Linked DNA regions of Homo sapiens: region 1 is linked to region 2. Evidence: chromatin loops called from intact Hi-C (ENCODE). Cell type or tissue: A673. All regions are shown on one strand. Links, peaks and the distances in the headings refer to the core of each region. The heading gives the core; the rest is flanking DNA. Region 1 holds the start of LOC107986635 (a long non-coding RNA gene). Region 2 overlaps LOC107986634 (a long non-coding RNA gene).

The links. A loop is a pair of places that touch in the nucleus more often than their neighbours do. Peaks named below come from ENCODE experiments on the same cell type or tissue, not always from the same donor. Only the 100,000 strongest peaks of a DNase experiment are listed, where the experiment ranks them.
Region 1: it touches region 2 in a loop (4-fold over the local background); 1 of 110 quality-filtered maps calls a loop at or near these places.

What each region holds. Positions count from the first base shown.
Region 1 is chr6:112,909,285-112,914,677 of GRCh38, forward strand. LOC107986635 (a long non-coding RNA gene) reads left to right here and starts at 3,155. Exons shown (of 3, transcript XR_001744307.1): 1 at 3,155-3,706. In A673, for the core only: no CTCF peak of the experiment used is centred there; DNase peaks (open chromatin) are centred at 2,877, 3,277 and 3,597; H3K27ac peaks cover 393 bases.
Region 2 is chr6:112,837,003-112,842,395 of GRCh38, forward strand. The region is part of intron 1 of LOC107986634 (a long non-coding RNA gene); the gene reads right to left. Among named protein-coding and RNA genes, the nearest start is that of RFPL4B, 490 kb to the left of the region's middle. In A673, for the core only: no CTCF peak of the experiment used is centred there; a DNase peak (open chromatin) is centred at 2,819; H3K27ac peaks cover 1,752 bases.

The DNA.
Region 1 (5,393 bases), core at 145-5,144, 72 kb after region 2:
TGGCAATTCCTCAAGGATCTAGAACTAGAAATACCATTTGACCCAGCCATCCCATTACTGTGTATATACCTAAAGGATTATAAATCATGCTGCTATAAAGACACACGCACATGTATGTTTATTGTGGCACTATTCACAATAGCAAAGACTTGGAACCAACCCAAATGTCCATCAATGATAGACTGGATTAAGAAAATGTGGCACATATACACCATGGAATACTATGCAGCCATAAAAAAGGATGAATTCATGCCCTTTGTAGGGACAAGGATGAAGCTGGAAACGCATCATTCTCAGCAAACTATCGTAAGGACAGAAAACCAAATACCGCATGTTCTCACTCATAGGTGGGAATTGAACAATGAGAACACCTGGACACAGGATGGGGAACATCACACACCGGGGCCTGTTGTGGGGTGGGGGTGCTGGGGGAGGGATAGCATTAGGAGATATATCTAATGTAAATGACGAGTTAATGGGTGCAGCACACCAACATGGCACATGTATACATATGTAACAAACCTGCATGCTGTGCACATGTACCCTAGAACTTAAAGTATAATAATAAAAAAAAAAATAATGAATCACTAGGGGAAAAAGGTGTGTCAAGAGCTTTCCCAGGAGTAGATTTCCCAAGGCTAGGCCACTTTCTGAAAGCCACAAGTATTTACCCCAAGCTATAGGAGGACAATTGATAGGATATGGAGGTTCCAGCAGAAGACATCCAATTACTAATCTCCCAATCAGCAGTGGAATGTACCTACCCAGAGGAATGCAGGATAACACAGTGCTGGTGATCAAGCTCTGGCATCAAGGAGAAAAAAATCCTGGCTCTACCCTTTATTATTTGTGTGATTGTGGACCAGATATGTGACCTCTCTAAGCCTTAGTTTCTTAGTCTTTAAAATGCTGTTCTGAGAATTAAATTAGGTTATACCTGTAAACTGCATAGCACAGTGCTTGTCACAAAATAAATATTAATAAGTGCATCTTTATTATCACCAACCCTCAAAGATGCCTCTGAGTTGGAATGAGATTTCAATGGTCAGAGCCAGAGAAAGCCAGGTAGAGTAGAGAGCACACAGATTTTCTTATTTTCTTTCAATTGCATGAAAAAGAACAGCTGCTTCCCACATGGAAATCAGATATTTGGAATTTTTTATGTTATTGCTTTTCATAAGTCTACTGAGTTGTCACCCAAAAAGCCTCTGAGGTAAATGCCGTGGTTTTTCACTTCCTGTATGAATTGGGAATGAATGTTTGTAAAAAATAATTCCCTTAAAACAACAGAAATGCAGTTACAATTTTCTTATCAAAGTAGTTGTTGAAGTACGAATTTTATAATTATAATTAAGTAGCAATATGAATACAGACCAGAAGGTAAGATTAAAAGTGGGAACAATTGTAGTAGTATAGAATTATAATTGTTTTCATTTCAAAATGTTTTATTATGCCATATTTTGTATTATACATTTAATTACCTTATTGCTTTGTTGATTTTATAGATCTATAATTTATACATTAATGCATATATACTTCTATATACAGTTACGCATACAGCAAAACGTCTGAGTGGCTATATACCAAAATATGAAGAGTAGTTATGCCTTGGCGATTACGGATATTTTTCATTTAATCGTATTTTCAAAATTTTCAATGGTTATTTGTAATAGAAATTTATCAAAATTAACAGCTGTACTTGAAAATAATCAAAATAAGATATACTCCTGGCTTCTCTGATCTTATTTATAAATGGCAAAATATTGAGATCCCAACCAAACATTCACAGATGAAGTTTTATTTCTCAGAGTAAAGTGATTTAGGTTTTTTCCTTTGAGATGGGAAAAGAAGTCCAGTTAGGTGCTTGTTTGCAATTTATTGGTAAAGGCTACTAATTACGTATAGCCTTTGTTAAATACCCATTTATCCATTTATTCATGTTCAATAGAAATTAAAAGTGGCCTCCAAAAGTGGCATAAGTAAATTAATGAGAATGTTAAACAAGAAAATGGAATCAGTTAATTAAATGGTGGCCCATTTGGTATGATTTAAGTTCTTCTGATTGTTACTTCATTTCAAATCAGAAAATTTCTAACTTTCTTAAAAAATAATTTAATAATAACTAAACATTAAATTATTTGACAAGCCAGTGTTACTCAATGGAGCCTGTTATTCTATTGAAAAGTAGGTTTGAATGGAATTTCACATTCTATAACATTCTTGAATAATCTGAGCAAGTTTCACTGGTTCCTATCAAACTTGGTCTCACCTCCATCTATAGATTATTAAGTAATCCCAGCCAATCTTTTGAGCACCATCGGGTAATTTCTAGGTAGAGCCAATTAATGGAAAGTATACGACTATTGCGGTTCATGGATCCCAGGTGCATGTCTTGAAGCCGTCTGCAAAGACTTTCCTCTTTTCAGGATAAAAGTGAACCTCACAGAGCTTAAGTTTATCTCAAATTTCAGATAGTGGTGACTACCTGAAAAACTTTAGCCTATCTAGTACTTATGATAAATAAAACTACATCGCCTTTAGTAACTGCCATCTGGTATAAATGTTTGTGAAAATACACATAATAAATTTTTTAATGTTGGATTTTACTCAGAATGATTCCCCACATTACTTCTGCCTAGCAAGAAAACATCTAATTTAATGATTCATAAATTCTGTGGAAATTTGCTATTAAATATATCTGAGAAAATATCCTACAACCCTGAAAAGCCTTAGCAAGAAGATGCTACCAATGTTCTCTACACAGGCCCTGGGCATATTACAGCACTTTGAATACGGAAGCCAACGAGCATTGCATGAGATAACAAAACAGCAGGGACCATTATGTCCAAAGAAAGTTTATCCTCATAAATTTTAGTGAGAGTCATGGATGCTAATTAAAGCCAACTCTCAAAGCCAAGTGTAGTTGGCCTTCATCATCCACCTGATTCAGTACAGCTGTTTCCAAAGGGAAACTAGAGGCATGTAATTTGTTCTCATAGGATTTGGATTCTACTTTATTTATTTGTGATAAATCTTTGGGTTTAGAGGTTACGTAACCACATGTTTATAATGGTACTCATTAATTGACCACATCTATTACTGACCATGCAAATAATTTTTAGGGATTATTTCAATTAAAAATTTAAGAAATACCATTTAATGCTATAAAATATAAGCACTCCAAATGCCTTAAATTGGATCATGCAGGAAACCACGGAAATCACATTATTTTGCATTTCAGCTTTGGAAAAAAGCCACACTTTGAGAATGCTCAGGAAGAATTAGCAAAACTGATCCTGCCATAAAACAATACAACCCAAAGAGTTCTTTCCTGAGACTAAAATTATTTGGCTAGGAGGAGGGAAGGATGGTGAAGAATACAGTTTAGGAAGTGATCTAGCTGAGAAAGGTGAGAAAAACCCTGAAAAGAAAGCAAGTGCTTTTGCTAATTGAACCTAAGAATAGAGTGTTAGATAATGTGGGCTTACAAAAGGCTGTATCTTACAAACAAATATTTTTGCTTCAGGATGATGTAAAGTTTGAATAATAACAGTAAGTTTCCACTATTATTAAAACTACTCTCTTTCCACAGTTGCAGTTGGATTAGAGTCAAAAATTCCAGAGCAGCAGGCCCAAGGAAGAATAACAGTATGCAGAAATGAGGCATTTGGCTGCTTAAGAAATCAAGAGGGGGGCACACAAACAGGTTTGAATACAAGTCCACATTCCAACAAACTCCTTTTCTTCACTATTTCACGATCTTCTATGGAGATTCAAAGACATAGGAGTTTTTACTTAGTGCCTGTAAAAAAAAAAAAAAAAAGGTAAAATAAGATAAAATTGAGAGTATTTTTTCTCAGAGCTTTAGCAAATTGCTTTTTACTTTCTAGACATTATCATCTGTGGAGGTTACGCACATATTACAGTGAATGCAATTTAATACCACTCAAAATGTTCTTGGTGACTCTTTTTTCAGAATCACATTCTGGATCTATTATAACCATACAGAGAAGACATTTTTTTCTTTTTCTCTTTTTCCATTTGCTATCTTTCTCTCTTTCTTTTCCCTTTCTATCTTATTTTGTCTCTCTTTCTTTGGCCATAGTGCTAAAGTATTCCTTTTTCTATCCTTTTGTTTAAATGAATTTTGGCTTTATGCAAAACTTAATCCCTTTCCTTTGACATGTGACTATTCATCTCCAAGGAGAATTAAAAAGAAACACAAAGAAATGTTTTTCAGATATAAATGGAAATTCCAGAAGTGTAGTGAAGGCATCATAATGGTAATCACTTATCTCCACCAAACTGTGACAAAACTGAATGAGGTAGGTGTTTCAGTAGTGGAGATGTGTTTAGTAGTTGATTCAATTAGTTTATAGTCCAATTTAGCAAATCTAGACATTAGCGATATACAGATGTTTCTTTTGACTCACCGTCTGCACATGGAAGGTTCATTCACCACACCTGTGGGTGTGAAGGAAATCAGACTCGAGTAACCTTCATTTTTTGTGCTTATGAGAGTTTGTTTTTGATATAAAATATATTTAGAAAAAAACTAGAATGGGTAAAAATGGAATTCTGTAAAAAATAACCGGAAGATTATTGTTAGACGGCCAGTCAAGCCAAGTGGACAGTTATAATCAGTGGGAGTGTGGCACTATGGCCATGCTCTGGACAGCTGGCTTTAGAGGAAGTGAAGTGCAGTTGGTTAACAGCATACTCCACAGGGATTCAGTGTCAGCCCTTTTTCTTACTAGATACATTGGAACAAGTTTTCAAAATTCTCTGTGCCTTAGTTTCTCCATCTAAAAAATGACAATAATAATAAGACCTCATACATTCATTGTGAAGACCTTACAAGATAATACACATGAAACAGTAGTGTTGGGCGTTTATGTGCACTCCACACATATTACCTAGCATATCATTGCTATTATTTATAAATATTTGATTATGCTTTTTTTTAGTTCAAAGGCAAAGAGATGTAAGAAATAGTTCAAACGGAAAAGTGTGGAAAAGCCATGTGACAGGAAGAATATTTCTCTGGTGATTCAGTAAAATATACTTATTAAGGGTGATTCTTTTTTTTTTTTTATTATACTTTAAGTTTTAGGGTACATGTGCACATTGTGCAGGTTAGTTACATATGTATACATGTGCCATGCTGGTGTGCTGCACCCACTAACTCGTCATCTAGCATTAGGTTTATCTCCCAATGCTATCCCTCCCCCCTCCCCCGACCCAACCACAGTCCCCAGAGTGTGATATTCCCCTTCCTGTGTCCATGTGATCTCATTGTTCAATTCCCACCTATGAGTGAGAATATGCGGTGTTTGGTTTTTTGTCCTTGTGATAGTTTACTGAGAATGATGATTTCCAATTTCATCCATGTC
Region 2 (5,393 bases), core at 283-5,282:
CAGATGGATTAATGTACCAGAAAAAAAAAGTTTTCACCTTGGAAAGGAGAGTCAAGTCTTGATGCACTGGGGAGTAAAATGGGTATGTTTTGAAGGAGAAGCAGGATGACAAGAAAATTTCTAGTACAGGAATTATAAAACTAAATGCCTTAAAGGTCAGGAAAAGTTACGCAGGCAAGGTGTTCAAAAAATGCTTGTAAGTAACTGTGGATAAATAGAGTCCCTATGCCACCTAAAAGCATTCCAGTCCTACATATTATGTCAACCAAATAAAATAGCCCAGAATCCCCACTGTGAGGCAACTGGTCCAGAGAATTGAGTTCAGTGGAGAAAAAGAACCCCAAGCAATAAGGCATAGAAGTCAACAAGCATATGTGGTGAGAGGTAAGCCCTCCAGCACAAAGGCATGTCTTTAGTGTTGTCTTATCAACACCAAGAGTTACCACGTTAGAGAATTATGTGCTTAAGGCTTTACATCTTTTATAAATATAAGTTATACTTCAAGGGATAAATTGTCATAATTCCATGCATTATCAAAAATAGAACTAAAATTTCCATAAGCAATAAGAACAATAACAACAAAAAAGGAATATCTGTTGGAACCAGCCTTAGGGATTGAAATTGGAGATTTAGTGCTGTCAGGAGATTTTCTCTTTTTCCTTTCTCTTTTTTCCCCCTCTCTCTTCTCTCTATCCATTTATTTTTCATTCTCTTTGCATATATGTTCCATTCTCTTCTGTAAATGGGTTTTTCCTATGTCCAGCAACCTCATCCTATTGATAATCATGAAAGAGAGAGAGAGAGAGAGAGAGAGAGAGAGAGACAGAGAGAGAGAGAGAGACAAAGGAACATTCCCTTTATTCTATTATTCATATATTAATCCTATAGCGGTAATCTAATTTACTTTATTTGTGTCACATATACTCTGCATGGACCAATAATTATTACTTGGATTATAGTTTACCATGAATGACCCTACTGGCCAGGCATAGGTTTTATTTCTATTCCAAGTGACCAAAGGATAGGTCTATAACCAGGGAAAATGAATAAGAATGCTTGATAGGCAAGAAAATTAATACCCACAGTTCACTACATATTGATGCTAATTAGACAGCTATACCTCAATGAAAATAAATTAATTAAAATCTTTCTTGAGAAAGAGAGAAACAAAGAGCATAAACGCAGGAGACTCAGAACCATATACTTGTTAAGATTATCAACAGTAAGCCCTGACTTCCTATCTGGAACATAGGAAAACATTTACTAGATTTTGTGATCTTGGATAACTTCTCTAAACTTCTTAAATCTCAGTTTCCTCTTCCATAAAATGGGAATAATTTTTCCCGGTATATCACCTACGTCTAAAATGGTCACCATATCATGATTCCAAGCACTTACCACAGAGTAAACATATGTAAAATACTTAGCATGGAAATAAACAGTATTTAATTTTCAATAAATAGTATTCAGTGCATTAAAGCTATAATGCATTGATCAACTAATGAGAGAATGAACAGGAGATCTCACTAGGAGGCCAGGGAAAAATACATGAAATTCCAAGGTTTGAGGGTCAAGAGATGAGCTTTGTGGTATTGTTCTTTCAAGGTTGACTACAATGGTATTGAAGTTTATTCTTTTGTTCTTCTACATTTTAAAAATTATCTGTCTAAATACAGTACAGCCCATAAGTGCAAAAACAGAAAACTATGAAAACAAAACAAAACAAAAAACAGTTGTATTTGTTCTTAGCTACATTATGTCATTCAAGCTGTAATTTCCATATGTTAGCTATGTTGCTGTCACTCCAAACAGAGTGATGGAAGTTAAAAAGTATTTAAAGGAACTTATGGTTATTCCCAGACATCTGGATATTTGTCATCATGGAGGCAAAACATCCATATATTTTCATCAAGAAGCTTTGAGATTAAGCAGCAATATACAGGGAATATCTAATAGGGGTTTCCTTTTTAATTTGTCTCTAGTGGTCATAAAGGTTTTGGTCTGGCATAATCCTAAATTTTTGTTTGTTTTGTTGTTCAATATGAAGATGTCATGTGCTCTGAATATATGCCATAAAGTTTTTCATAAACTTGGGATTAGTTGATATTGCTCTATCCTAGTGCTGTCTGTGGCAAAGGGGTGCATTTCACGATGGTGTCCATGGAGAAACAATGAAGCTACCAACTAGCAAAAACAAAGATCACTACTGTGCAGGAGCTCTATAAATATCAGGTTTTTGACACCTGGTTCCACATTAGTTGAGACAAATAGATTACCCTAAGGACCCAGGTAAAGACGAACAAGTTCATAAATTTAATGGTTTGCTTGCCTTGGATTTTTTTTCTCATAGCAAAGCTAAAATGTTATATTTTTCTTCTAAGATTTCATTTTTTCATTCTCATTTACCAAAGATATTTAAAAATACAATTCTTAATAAGATCCTGCCCAGTTCAGCAAAGATAATTAAATTTTGAGCAAATACATTTGACTGTTGGATCCACGTGAAGACCTATCCATGCCACTACTGGGCTGACTTTCCCTCAGATCCATTCCCTGCTTTCTTCTGCTAAGCTCTGTGTCACAGAGACTGAATTCTAGCTATTGCATTCTTAGCCTCCTGAATTAGCTGGCTTTTCTTGTGTTTGCCCAACAGAAGTTACTGGCAGGAGATTGGAGGATGGAAGAAAAGGAGAGGCCAGGGTATTTATTTTTGTGCCTTCCTCCCACAGGAAGCATCTCCAGCAGCTTTATCTTTTCTATGGCTCCAGCTCCTATTAGGAATAAAAAAAAATTACCACTATTTCAACTGCTATTGAGTCACTCCAGCTGCTGAACTACAGTAAAATCTCTTCCAGCCTAAGGCTAGGAGTGGAGGCATGTTTTTATTGCTAATCTTGAGGTTGCCTCACCACACTCAGAATTAATAGTTCTTCCATCATCAATTTGCTACATCAAATTCTCTTAGTTTTAAATAGTTTCTAGTTTCCTGGCTGGACGCAGACTGCAACACCAATTATCATTACTTGCCTAGTTGTTAAATAGAGAATATACCATTTTTAAACAAGTAACTCTAAAATATTCCAAATAGTTACCAATTTTTGTCATTAAAATTAATTTTTTTGTACTTGTACCAGCTTAATAAGATGAAAATGGGAAAATGTAGTTTTAAAATGTGAGCACATGGCCTCAAGCCACAATCATGGCCCCATTAAATAATTCTGCTCCCCTGATTTAGCTACAAAACATTGTATTGAAAGTTCAACTGCATAAGTTACTGTGTATATACTTATAAACTAGAACAAGCCTGTTTTTGTTCAATCTGGAAGGCACTTTCTCCCATATCCTCAAGGATCAATGTCATACAATGGCCTAATGAAATCCAAAGAGCCCCTTTTTCCCTGGAATTTTGCACAAACCAAAAAAAAAAAAAAAAAAGGACAAGTTTAACTGCCATATTCTCAGGAAGGAGGAAAGTTGGAGTGATGAAGGCACTACATGCAGGAATTCCAAACTCATATGCCTTGAGTCTCTTCTATATCTCCTTGAATGGACATTAATAAGGATGCATCTTATCGGCCCATTCTACTTAAATCTGTATAATTGTGCCACTTTAACATTTTCAGCCTTCCAATCCTGTGGATTGTTGACCTAACAACTAACCATTTTATTCTTTTATATAGAAAAGTTCCTCCACTTTGGGAGGCCGTGGCGGGTGGATCTTGAGGTCAGGAGATTGAGACCATCCTGGCTAACACGGTGAAACCCCGTCTCTACTAAAAATACAAAAAAATTAGCCAGGCCTGGTGGCGGGCACCTGTAGTCCCAGCTACTAGGGAGGCTGAGGCAGGAGAATGGCGTGAACCCGGGAGGTGAAGCTTGCAGTGAGCCGAGATAGCACCACTGCACTCCAGCCTGGGCAACAGAGCGAGACTGTCTCAAAAAAAAAAAAAAGAAAAAAAAAGTTACTATTCTGTTGAAATTGGGAAAATATTCTGCAGAGGATTCCCAGCTAAATCGATGCAGAGAATAAACCAGGAGACAGCTCATGACTGTGATATGATTTGGTTAATTTATTGAACTTCTATCTCTCTGCTAAGCTGTAAGTGCCATGAATATCTGCTCTAAGGAAAATACAGACATGAACAATTCAACTATGGCAGCAGGCTTGCCAAAAATCAAGCTACTAACACACTTACCAAAAACCCTTCTAATTAGCCATGTAATTACTCATAACTGACATTTGTTTAATATTTTAGAAAGGATGCATTTTTATTTATCTAACTTTATTGACACATTTCTGAGGAGGTAGAGTACATATCTGTAGCTCCATTGTATAGATAGGAACTGAGGCTCAGAGAGGTTTGATAACTGCCTCTATTCACGTCTATTAGTTTTTCTACAGCCTTAGTTACATCTATTATTTTGGCTCTAGAGCTATTCTTAAATTCGCTGTAGCCCTGATTTCAACCACACATTTTTGCATTATTAGTAAACCTTTACTTACAGGTAATGACCTACACATAGGAAACACTAAAGTCTGATTTAAAACCAGGTTTTCAGGGCTCCAAACTCTGAGTTTCTCATACTTCACCATATTGTATCCTACAATTTGGCCTTCATGTAAACATACCTTGACCCACGAAACTGTGAAACTGAGGAACTCCACTAAAATCTTACCAAAATAAGTTAATGGCTGCAGAAGACTACATAGAGCTGAGCTAACACACTTTGCCCTTCAATGCTTGCTTCACACTGTGATGTCCTTCCTCTTTTTGAGCCTCTTCTGAACATTTCTCTAATATTGAAGCTTAGTTGCTTTGGATGCTAACATAGTGCACCTTGGGAAAACTTTGATTGCTACAAAGTGCATTCTCATCTTGAGTCAAATTCTGTCTTTCTAATCGCAATTTATTAGACCAAAAGGTCCTAGCTCCACCTTTTGGGCTTAAATAAAACAAAGATTATCTCTGTTTCTCTTTTAAAAAAATACTTGCAAAAAACTATCACTCATTGAATGGCTTAGTCTCTGAGCAAAATATTGCCCGTCCGTTCACCCAGTCCTAATAGTGGAAAGTTTTCAGTTCCTTCTCCACCTCAGATAGTTTCCTCTGTATAGGCTTTGCTGAATCTACATAGCTCCTATTTTAAGGTTTCCAGCTCTAAGCACAATATTTCTGGTATGGTTATATTGAAAAAAAAAGAGCAAAGCCTTTTCTGGACACACTGGTATCTGTTTCTGTTTTCTATCATCTCATCTCTCTCATGTCATGCATCACTCACACAGAGCTCATGGCAAGCACAGATTCCTGCTGGTTCCCTCATGTCCTGCTGTAAAGTCATGTTTTCCCCTGACTCTTCTACTAGCATGTTTATTTTGAATTTAAATCAATTTT